Regions from separate parts of the Mus musculus genome. Here regions 1 and 2 are each linked to region 3. Evidence: chromatin loops called from intact Hi-C (ENCODE). Cell type or tissue: left cerebral cortex. All regions are shown on one strand. Each heading gives the region's core, and the rest is flanking DNA. Links, peaks and the distances in the headings are about the cores only.

Evidence for each region. Peaks named below come from ENCODE experiments on the same cell type or tissue, not always from the same donor. Only the 100,000 strongest peaks of a DNase experiment are listed, where the experiment ranks them.
Region 1: it touches region 3 in a loop (3-fold over the local background); 14 of 42 quality-filtered maps call a loop at or near these places.
Region 2: it touches region 3 in a loop (8-fold over the local background); 28 of 42 quality-filtered maps call a loop at or near these places.

What each region holds. Positions count from the first base shown.
Region 1 is chr7:30,345,502-30,349,417 of GRCm38, forward strand. It overlaps 4930479H17Rik (a long non-coding RNA gene), which reads right to left. Exons shown (of 3, transcript XR_881936.2): 2 at 1,844-2,364; 3 at 1,096-1,700. Among named protein-coding and RNA genes, the nearest start is that of 4930479H17Rik, 6.5 kb to the right of the region's middle. In left cerebral cortex, for the core only: a CTCF peak has its summit at 2,492 (motif pointing right); DNase peaks (open chromatin) are centred at 1,383 and 2,607; H3K27ac peaks cover 367 bases.
Region 2 is chr7:30,371,321-30,375,236 of GRCm38, forward strand. No RefSeq gene overlaps it. Among named protein-coding and RNA genes, the nearest start is that of Lrfn3, 11 kb to the left of the region's middle. In left cerebral cortex, for the core only: a CTCF peak has its summit at 2,333 (motif pointing right); a DNase peak (open chromatin) is centred at 2,376; H3K4me3 peaks cover 580 bases; H3K27ac peaks cover 979 bases.
Region 3 is chr7:30,429,959-30,433,874 of GRCm38, forward strand. It overlaps the pseudogene Gm30646. Among named protein-coding and RNA genes, the nearest start is that of Nfkbid, 8.6 kb to the left of the region's middle. In left cerebral cortex, for the core only: a CTCF peak has its summit at 2,095 (motif pointing left); a DNase peak (open chromatin) is centred at 2,052; H3K27ac peaks cover 651 bases.

The DNA.
Region 1 (3,916 bases), core at 971-3,470, 84 kb before region 3:
TCTCTTTAGCTCTGCTAGTCTTTTGACTGTGACTTAAGATATGTTGTCTTAGCCAGGCAGAGGTTGTTCATGCCTTTAATCCCAGAAGGATCTCTGTGAGTCTGAGGCCATCCTGCCTACAGAGACAGCTCTGGGAGAGCTAGGGCTACACAGAGAAACCCTGTCTAAAAAAAATATAGTATAAAATTTCACTTAAAAGTGGTGATCATCTGCTTCCTCTGTAAAGGTGGAGAACACCACCAACTCACCATATATTTGTGGAATTCTTTAAGAGGAGAAGCCAGTGTGGTGGACACCCTTAATCCCAACACCGAAGAGCCAGAGTCCAGCAGACCTCTGTGAGTTCAAGGCCAGTGTGGTCCACAAAGCAAGGTCCAGAGCTACATAATGAGACCCTGTTTAGAACAAATATCTACTGTACTGTAGGCGTTGTTACTGTGGTCTGGAACTCAGTATATAGCCCAGGCTGCTTTAAGCTTAGAACAATCCTCCTGCCTCACCTCCTAAGTACTAGGATATAATCATGGATCACTGTACTGGGTTCTCCTTTTTAAAATGCTACCAATACATGGTGTGTTGGTGTGTTCTCCACTGTTACAGAGGAGGAAGTGGAAGGTCAGAGAGGGGAAGTGACTTATGAGAGCTCATCTAGTTTGGGTCAGGGTTCCAAGCTTGCTCCCCACTCCAGAGTACAGCTCGAAGATAATAATAGTTAGTAGTAGTAGTAGTAGTAGTAGTAGTAGTAGTAGTAATAATAATAATAATAATGGCAGTGGTGGTACATGCTTTTAATTCCAGCACTAGGGAGGCAGAGGCAGGTGGATCTCTGAATACGAGGCAAGTCTGGTCTACAGAGTAAGTTCTAAGACAGCCAGAGCCACACAGAGAAACCTGTCTCCAAAAATCAAATAAATAAATGAATAAATATAAATATTTTAAAATAATAAAAGTAGATACTTCGAGCCGGGTGGTGGTGGCGTACGCCTTTAATCCCAGCACTTGGGAGGCAGAGGCAGGCGGATTTCTGAGTTCGAGGCTGGCCTGGTCTACAAAGTGAGTTCCAGGACAGCCAGGGCTACACAGAGAAACCCTGTCTCGAAAAACCAACAACAACAACAACAACAAAAAAGTAGATACTTTGGTCCCAGAATTTGTGAGACAGGAAAATTTCTGTCTTCGTTGCTGAGAAACTATAGATTCTTTCCGAACACACTTTCACGTTTCTTTCATCACCATGGTTGAGAAAGAGCTCCTTAATTCCAAGGTTACCTGACAATCTCAAGCGGAGAAGCTGCGGCTATTCTGTTCAGCACCATGGCCAGCGCCCGACCGCATTTAGAGTCTGCGCAAAGCTTTGTGCTGCTTAGGCAAAGCGGCTCCTTTCCAATAGCCCCGGAGAATTTTGGTTACAAGCAGCCACCTGCTCTGAGTGTGGCTCTGGGCAATGATTTAGCGCCTTCGACCTCCAATTGGTTTCTCTATAAAACTGGGATAATAAAAAGACCTGCCTCCAGGTTGACTGTGAGGAATATATTACATAATGTGCATGCATACATTATATATAAAAGCACTTACCACTTAGCCCATAAAGCCTCACCTATTTATAGGCCTGTGACGCAGCAGTACCAAGGTGTGCACACACCACCATCACCACGCCCAGCCACTACTGCTGCCAAAGAGGTGGTCCAAAGCTTGCAGACCTGCCCAGCAAAAGGCAACTCGTAGGTGCCAAGGCTCTCCTGCTCAGTGGGTCCCGGGGACTCGAACTTAGGTCGTCAGGCTTAGCAACCAGTGAGATGAAGAGCCATCTCACCGGCTCTAATTTTAAATTTAATTCACCTACTTGATTTTGAGACAGGATGTTATGCTTGTCTCGCACATCACTATGAACTTCTGTGTGTCTGCTTCCACTTCCAGAGTGCTGAGAGAATAGGCAAGTACTGGGGATCAAACCCAGGGCTTTGTACATCCTAGGCAAGCACTCTATCAACTGGGTGCGCCCCACCTCCAGTCCCTCATGTAGGACTTATAAATCACTGTCAGGACTCTGGCGCTGCTGGCAGGCGGGGTGATTGCACTGGGGGATTTTGAGTAGAGAAGGGACATGATTCGAATTTTAAAAACGGTCTCGGGGCGGCTTCATGAGGAATAGAATGTAGTTTTGTAATTTTTCCCGACCCTGATCCTCAACAGGTCTTCTCGCTTCTCCAGGCCCTGGCGGTCCCTGCCACCCTTGAGCAGCAGTAGTTGGTACCCTTGTGTCTTGCTTGCTGACAAGAATGTCCAATCATCAGTGCCACCGGATGAATGGCATATCATGGGAACTTGATTGGTCACCCGCATTCTGCTCTACACCTGCCGTTCCTGGAAGGAAGGGTTCAAGATGTAAGAATACTGACAGGCAGGTTATGTGCAGCAGGAGGCCCATTACCCCAGAAAGCTGACTGCGAGTCGCCCGGCCGTAGCCGCGGCATCACCGCGAGCGCCCAGCAGGTGGCGCCGCGGCGTTGGGTCCAGGCAGGCTCGCCCACGTGGATTCCTCAGCAGCCCTCGGGCACTGGGCGCCGGCTCATTGGTACTGACAGTAGCACCACCATCGGGGCCCTTCGGGCGGTGGCAACACACACACACAGCCGGAAGTCGGGTTTCTCAGCGCCCCCGTTTTCCAAGAAAGCTGTGATTAAGCGGCGGCCCTAGAAACCCACAAACGCAGCTGTTGAGTCTGAGTGAACCCGGAGCGCAGAGGAGGGAACCAGAATAGTTGGGTAAATTGGGAGGCCATTCCGCCAGGTTTGAATCCCCACTGTCTTTTTCAAGCCATGGGAACTTGAACCATACACCTAACTTCTGTGGGCTCTGGTTCCCTCATCTCAAAAAGCTGCTACACACACACACACACACACACACACACACACTTCACAGAGCTGGGAGAGATGGCTTACTTTTTCTGGTCTGCCTGCCTTATTATGCTTCCAGAACCAGTTTGTCGTATCTACTGGCACAGTCTGTCAATAGATCTTGTCCTAACCAGCCAGAATCGCGTCCAAAGAAATTCCACTTTCACTGAGCCATGTCAGGCAGCCTTTCCACCCTTGGCTCTGAGGTCACCAGCCATCGTCTTTGTACATCCACATGTCTGTGGGAAATCCAGAGCATCAAGGTGTTCGAGCAGGTATGAAGGCAGCGATGACCGAGTATTAGAGGGCCTCTTGACCCTCTTCCCTGTGGGCACACTCCCAGAAATGGATAGGATAGGTAGGCTGGGGCTCTTGCCTATCGGGACCCAGGGGGAGCTGTGTATACTACAAGTCACTTGTGTACCATCTTTAAGCTTGGTCCTGGCCCTCATCACGCTCCCTGAAGCAGCAAGGGATGTGTGGCTCCAGTCTGACCTGTTACCATCAGGTTGGAATTGTGGGGTTAGAGACTAGAGGCAGATGGCGGAAGAGGGGGGGAAGAGGGATTGGTTGAGGAGGTGAGACATGTTGGAGATGAACAGGCACATGACGAGGGAATGTTGAGGAATTACAAGGAGGAGGGAGAGGAGGAAGAGGAGGATGTGAGGGAAGGGCAGAGAGGGACGAGTGGGGAGAGAGTCAGGAAGGAAGGGAAGGAGACTTGGTGGGGAAGGAGAGAAGGAGAGAGCTTATTTGAGAGACATTAGGACTAGAAAAGGGTCTTTGAGTATAGAGAACTGGTTTGATCGTGTTTGGAGGGAGCAGAGGCTCTATATTCCTGTAAACAGAAGAATGGGGCAAAGCGGTCAAGTGAGGAAGCCGACACCGGAAGAACATTCTAGAACAGAGGAACAGCCTCCATAGCCTGCTGAGGAGGAAGAAGCTTTTGGCTAGAAGTTCTGAGGCCCTAGGAAGGGTCGCAGTGGGAAGCCTGGGTTCCGAGGAAGGGAGTAGAGATC
Region 2 (3,916 bases), core at 971-3,470, 58 kb before region 3:
ATGCCTAGAAAATTTTCATTTTTCTTTTGGTGGTATTGGAGATGGAACCCAGGGCTCAGCCCAAGCAGGCAATCCTTCTATCACTGAGTTAAATCTAGCTGCCCTGTCTACCATTATTAGGGACTGGGGTTTGAACTTGGGCCATCAGTCTTGCTCAACAAATGCTACCTGCTGCACCAATCTCACCAGTGCCATAATTTGTTTCTTTTATTTTTTTAGGTTTATTTATTTTATTTATATGAGTACGCTGTAGCTGTCTTCAGACACACTAGAAGAGGGCATTGGATACCATTACAGATGGTTGTGAGCCACCATGTGGGTGTTGGGAATTGAACTCAGGAGCTCTGGAAGAGCAGCTAGTGCTCTTGACCCCCGAGTCATCTCTTGAGCCCTCGTATTTTGTTTCTTACAAGTGTTCTGGTGTCCTCCATTTGGTGACTCACACACCACACTCATTCATATTGTGACCCTACTATATCCTGGGGCTCAGGATGATTGGTTTCACCTGGCAGGTGGGAGGGGGTAGGATGGAGAGTTGCTGGTTTCTTCAAGTTGTCCAGAGGGGATCTACTGTCCTCCTGCCCACATTTTACTGCAGAGAACTGGTCACACAGTTATCTGAGATACAAAAGGAGTTGAGACTGTTCCCAGCTCCCCCCCCCGCCCCCCCCACCCCAGCCACGGTCTATAAGCAGAGCATGAGGTACCACTAAACATCCCCAGACCCCAGTGGGCTGGGGAATCTCCCTTCATCTGCTAAATCAAGTCCTGCTCCAGGGAGAAGTTTCCAGTTCCACCCTCACTATCCATCTGCCTTTGGAGTACATGACCTCAAACTTGATCCCTTGGAGGACAAAGTGAGCCAGCCTTGACTTGTAGGTATGTTAGTTGCAGGTTTCCCAGCACTGTGACAAAACGCTGTACAGAAAGGACTTGAGGGGGAATGACTTATTTTGAGTCTTGGTTTCAGCGGGTCCAGTTCACCATGACAGAGAGGACAGATCAGAATAGCGCTTGTGGAAGGTGACCTGGAACAGGGGAATGCTGGGACCTTGGTTCTTTTTTATGGCCTCCTAGCCTGTGGAATGATGCTCTCAATTTGGGATAACTTGAATACCCGCCACTTCTCTCTGAAGATGCTTTTATGGACACACTCTGAAGTGTGTTTCACCAATCTCCCAGGGGCTTCCAAATGCAGTCAAGTTGATGATGGCGATTAGCCATTACTAGTCTTTAGGGTAACGCTGAGGGATGATGGTAAACAGGTACCACACTCCTCATAAGCATTCCATCAGGAAAGGCCTTCCTGTTGATGATAACAGTGATGGGCTTCAGGGACGTGATAAAAGCTGTATGGGATGAATCCACCTAGACCAAAAGAGAATCAGCTTCTAGGCAAAGGAGCGTCTGTGTACAGATCTGTGTGCTTATGGAATCATAATGACTCCAGCTCCCAACACAAACCACCGCTGATCCAACGCTAATCAGACATCTGATTTGTATGGATAGAACCTGTGTGGATTCATGTGCTAATTATAAATGTAGGTTGGTTGTAAACTTTGTCCTTGGGATGGGGCTAAGTCCTACATTTGGAAAGGAAGAGCATTGATAATCCCCAACTCAGAGATTCATAAGCTAATGGCCATTTTGAGTCAATTCGTGCCAATGACAACCTCAAGATAATTTAAAAATGGTCTGGGGAGATGGCTCAGTGAGTAAAGAACTTGCTATGCATGCATGTGGAGCTGAGTTCGGATTCTACTACACAGGTAATTCCAGGGCTAGGGAGACAGATACAGGGGGATCCTGCGCGCGTGCACACACACACACACCATAATTTTATTTTTAAATAGCTCAAAAGGACAGTAAGATATTCGTAGTCAAAAGGACACAGACTTTGAAGCCTGACAGCCTGGGTTCAAATCCCAGCTCTGTCACAGACGAGCTGAATGTCTCTGGCCTCTTCTCTAGACCTCAATTTCACTCCTGTAAAAGGGTTTGATAATAGCTCGAATGACCGTTGAGAGGATTAAATTAGCTAATACGTGTAAAGCTCTGAAGCAGTTCTTTGCCACATGAAAAGTGCTTATTCTGTAATAACCAACCATACAGCCAACAGTTGCTGTCCTGGTTTCATTTAATCCTCATACCGGGCTCTCCTCCAATTTCATTACTACAACCCTTTCTTGGCTCAGGTCTCGCAGCCTCATCTCTGTACTGGCTTCCCAGAGGTTCCTGGAGGACTCTGCATTCCCAACATTGTCCCCGCCCCTACTGCTGTCTTCTGAATTTTCAAACGTGGTCCTAACGGTCCTAACAACTAGCTGCCACCGGGAGGCAGCAACACACCATGGGGCTGCCGTGAGCGCGGCGCATTGTAGGACATGTAGTCTTGCTTATCAGATAAGTGTCGGCTCCCGCGTGGAGGAAGAACTACATTTCCCAGAAGGCATCACAGACACCCTCGGCCTCACCTTGTTCTGGTTTCGCCCCTTTAGTGCTCGCCTCACTAAATGCACAGAGCGGGTGAGGCATGGGATGTACGGGTATGGTTGGGGGATGTGGAGACTGAGCGAGCACCTTGCCCAAGAGGGTGGCGCTGCGCAAGAGGCCTGCTGATCCCACTGGACCTTAGCGGTAAAATTAGACCGGAGTACTGGTTTAGGAATCGCAGATGTCAAAATTGCTGATTAGTCTGGAGAGTCTAAGGCATTCCTTACTGGAGCAAATAAAGAGACCAGCATTTTGCACCATTGCAAATACCCCTTTAGCCAGCTTTCTCTCCTGTGTTTAAACTGTCCCATGTTGGCTAGGGAGTCTTTTCTCTGAGAGCCGTGGCTAAGTAAGAAAAACGAAAAACAAAACAAAAATCTTTCCTTTCTTTTCTTTTTCTTTCCAACCATGCCTCCCCACTTTAAAACCCTATTATGGTAATGTTTAGCTATTCACAAAAATAGAATTATATAACGATCCTCCAAGTTCCCATCTCCCAGCCTCAATTATTATCAACATATGGCCAATCTTGTTTTATTTATTCCGCCTCCCCCAACCAATTAGTTTAAAGCAAATCCCAGACAGCCTATAATTTCATCTATAAATACGTATCTCTAAAACACTGAGTTCTTAAAAAAAAAAGCCAGCACATATAAAACTAACAATATCTCTGATTGTTTTTATAAACTATCAATTCTTGGTTTGTTCAGATTATAATCCAGCCGGGCAGTGGTGGCACACACCTTTAATCCCAGCACTTGGGAGGCAGAGGTAGGTGGATTTCTGAGTTCGAGGCCAGCCGGGTCTACAGAGTGAGTTCCAGGATACACAGAGAAACCCTGTCTCGAAAAACCAAAACAACAACAACAGAACAAACAAAAAACCCCCCAGAGTCTGTACATTTTATTTGTTGGGAGTTTCTTTGTGTCTTTTATTCTATAAGTGTCCCCTCCCTCTCATCTGTGTCCAATTTGATGGGTTTCTTTTTTTGTTGTCCCCGCCCCCTCCAAGATAGAATTTCTTGGTGTAACAGCTCTGGCTGTCCTGAAGCTTGCTCTGTAGACCAGGCTGGCCTCAGACTCACAGAGATCCACTTGCTTCTGCCTCCCATGCTCTGGGATTAAAGGCCTGTTCTGACTCCGGAGCGCTGGCACTAAAGGTGTGTGCCACTGCCACCCAGCCTTTTTCTGTAATGTTAATAGTGTCAGTGTTGGCTTTGAGTCTTGTTAGCCTGGTTGTTATAAAACTACAGTGAGACTTTAGAAAGGAAACCTTTCCTGTTCCCCCTCCTTCTTTCCTTTTCGTTTTACAGAAACGAATGTCTTTGTGTGTGCATGCGTGTGTGCACATGTGCCAGGGTACACACGTGGATGCCAGAAGATAACCTCGGGAATTGGTCTTCACTTTCGACTTAGCTTGAAGT
Region 3 (3,916 bases), core at 726-3,225:
TCCTGCTCTAAGCTAACAACAACCCTCAACTAATGGCAGACAGGAGGTGATCCAGAAAGGCAGGTAGGTCTCTACTGCTGTGATGAGACACCATGCTCAAAAGCAAATTAGTGAGGAAAGGCTTACACTTCCAAAGCACTGTCTATCATCTGAGGAAGTCAGGACAGGAACTCAAATAGGGCAGGAACCTGGAGGCGGGAGCTGATGCAAAGGCCATGGTGTTTGGGGCAGGGGTGCTGCTTGCTGGCTTGCTCAGCCTGCTTTCTTGTAGAACCCAGGACCACCCAAGGATGGTCCCATCCACAATGGGCTGGGCCCTTCCCCACCAATCACTAGTTAAGGAAATGCTCTTCAGGTTTCCCTGCAGCCCAAACTTTCCTTAGTCGAGACTCCCTCCTCTCAGTTACTCTAGCTGTGTCAAGTTGGCATAAAAACTCTCCAGCACAGTGAGTAAGGGCCCCAAGGGACAGTATCTTGAGAGGAAATAGCCCTGCTTGTGTAAGGCTTGCTGATACATTCCATCGACTAAAGTCACATGGCCAGGTTGGGTGTGGAGGTACAATCCTATTCTCCCAACTTTTGGGAGGCTGTGGCAGGAGGATCAGAAGTTCAGGAGGTTAGGAAAGGAAACTGGAAGGGGGTCAGGGGGGACAGAGATAGCAGGGCCAAGTGTTGTCTCTCATGGCAGCTGCCTCACACCAGTTTGTGTGGTCCTAGATGTGGTGACACTGTAGCAGATGGCTCATGAATTCATATGAATGTGCTGGACTTCATGTACAACTTACCTGCAATTAGGAATTCCCTGTACAGCCGGTGTGATATAGTTTAGGGAGCTATGCTCCGCCCCCCCCCCCACACACACACACAAAATCATTTTCAGTGTAAAAAGAAGGCTGTTTTAGGGGCATGAAGCATCAGGAGAACAATGGCAAGATATCTTAATGATGGTATCGCTTTAGAATTTAAATTTTAAAAATGTGAGTGAGAGAGTATGGGTGCCCATGGAGGCTGGAAGAGGGCATCTGAACCCCAGGAGCTGGAGTTACAGGTGGCTGTGAGTTGCCTAACATGGGTGTTTAGAACCAAACCGGAAGTCTTGTAGAAGAGCAAAAATTGCTCTTAACTTCTGAGCCATCTCTCCACCTCCTAATTACAGTATTTTAAAACTAATAGACAGGCCCAATGTGGTAGCACATGTCTTTGATTCTAGCACTCAGGAAACAAAGACAAGCAGATCTCTGTGAGTTCAAGGCCAGCCTGGACTACATAGTAAGACTCTGTCTCAGAAATAGCTAAATAGACAGATAGACAGACAGACAGGTGATAAAGACAGGGCTGGTGAAATGGCTCAGCCAGTAAAGGGGCTTGTCGCCAAGTTTGATGACTTTGAGTACCACAAACAGCAAGGAAGGAGAAAGCTGACTTTCTCATGCATACACACAGAGTAAAAAAAAAAAAAAAAAAAAAAAAAAAAAAAAAAGATCAAGCATTGCCATTAGAATGTAAAGTTAATAATTAATTAATTAGTTAGTTAGTTAGTTAGTTAATTAGAGACGGGGTCTTACTATGTAGCCTTGGCTGTCCTAGAACTATCTCTGTAGACCAGGCTGGCCTTGAATGCAAAGATCCACCTACCTCTGCCTCCCAAGTGCTGAGATCAAAACTGTGCACCACCACCCCCGACTTAAAATGTAAAGTTTATTAAATCCTGGATGATCATGAGTTTTCTCCATTCTGGCATTAGGAGAATGTGCATCTACCTGCTCTGAGTGTGATAAATGTACAACCACTGTCAGACGACAGTACAAACCTGGTGCTCTAATGGACTGGGAGGGTGTCCAACACTCACTCATTCACTTCACACTCTGTGTGTGTGTGTGTGTGTGTGTGTGTGTGTGTGTGTGTGTGTGTGTGTGTGTGTGTGATATGTGACCTGTGTTGATGTGGATATAGCAGAGGCTTATAAGCCTCTGCTAGCTTATAAGGCCTTTGGGAGAGTCAGAAATAGGTACTCCTCCCCTCCGCCCCCACCTCTCTCTAGGCCATCTGTCAGAAGATCGTGACTCACCAATGTTAGAGTTTGGTGCATGGCTGCCATCTGCTGGGAAGTTATGTTAGGAAGTGAACTCCAGCAAGCCAAGGAAAAGAAAAAGCCTTGGCCATGCACGCACCTTCCTTCCTTCCTTCCTTCCTTCCTTCCTTCCTTCCTTCCTTCCTTCCTTCCTCCCTCCCTCCCTCCCTCCCTCCTCCCCTCCCTCCTTCCATCCCTCTCTCCCTCCCTCCCTTCCTTCCTCAAATGGAGCAATTTTCTGGCACAGAGAGAGCACCATGAATGTTTGTTTCCAAAACATGGTTTGTTTTTTGTGTGTGTTAAGATAGGGTCTCATGACATCCAGGCTGTTATCAAACTCATTACATAGTAGAGAATGACATTGAACCTAAAGAAAACTTTCTTGGGTTCTGTGTAGCAGCAGCTGCGCCAGTCACGAGGGGCAGGCAGCGGCGGGGTCGACGACTAGTGGGGTGCAGTGCTTTCAGGTGTTCACGATAAATTTATCCCTCAATCCCAAGCCTTTTCTCGATGGACTGAAAAGCCAGTGATGGTGAAACTTAAGTGGGCATGGAGTCCAAGGGCTACCTGGTCTCCATTGATGGCTACATGAGCATGCAGCTAGCAAATACAGCAGACTACATAAGATGGGGCATTGTCTGGACATCTGGGTGAAGTTCTAATAAGGTGTAATAATGTCCTCTATATCAGAGGAGGATGAAGATGGGCAAATGAAAGATAACATCTTGGGTGATTTTATATATTTATATACAATAAAGATTTGGTTTTTTTTTTTTTTCAAAAAAAAAAGAAGAAAAGAAAACTTTCTTTGGGTTTAAAGAGACGGCTCAGCAGTTAAGACCACTGGCTGCTCTTGCAGAGGACCTGGGTTCATGACCCAGCACTCACACGGTGGACCATAGCTTTTATATGACTCCAGTTCCAGGGGATGCAGTGTTTTTTTTTTACCTCTGCTGGCTGGCAGCAGGCACAAATGTGGTCTGCACACAAACACGAAGGCCAAGGATGCATACAAGCAATATTCAAATAAATAAATCTTTTAAAATACTTATGTACTTATCTTGGGTGTCATGTACTCTGAATTGGCCTGGAAGTTGCTATGCAGCTGAGGTTGACTTTGAAATTCTTTCTTGTTTTGATGGAGATCGAGTCTCACCACAAAGCCCTGGCTGACCTTGAGCTATGTAGGCCTCCAACTTACATAGAACTCCTGCCTTTGCCTTCAAAGTGCTGGGACCAAAAGTGTGGGCCATCTTGAATGTCTTCTTGCTATTGCGTTTATGTATGTACGTATGTATGTATGAATGCATGCATGCATGTGTGTATGTATGCATGCATGTATTGTGTAGGTACTTATCTGTGTCCACCTGTGTTGAGGAGTTGGGGTGTTAAAAGCCACCTGATTCTGCTACATAGCTCTGGGGGAGAAAACGTCAGGCTGACGGGCAAGCATCTTTACCCACTGAGCTCTGTCCACCACTGACCTCGAACTTGTAATCTTCCACCTCTTGAGTGCTGGGATTGCAGGCAGGTGCCACCACGTCCACTTTATACAGCAAGGAAGACTGAGCTCAGGGCTTTGTGCATGCTTGGTGAGCACTGAGGGGCTGAGCTGTATTTCCTAGTCTCTCCCCAATGTTTAAAAATTCCCTGAACAAAAACCGGATAGCCCTGCTAACCAGATAGTAACAGCATGTGGAGAAGCCTGTCTTACCTTGGAATAGGTGACAGCATGACCCTGACATGTCACAGACGGAATGTGAGAGTTCACACGGTGCTGCTGGTATTAGGTGTCTTTCTGTGGGACACTGATACGGTATCACCGGGGACTGGGAATGTGGCCCA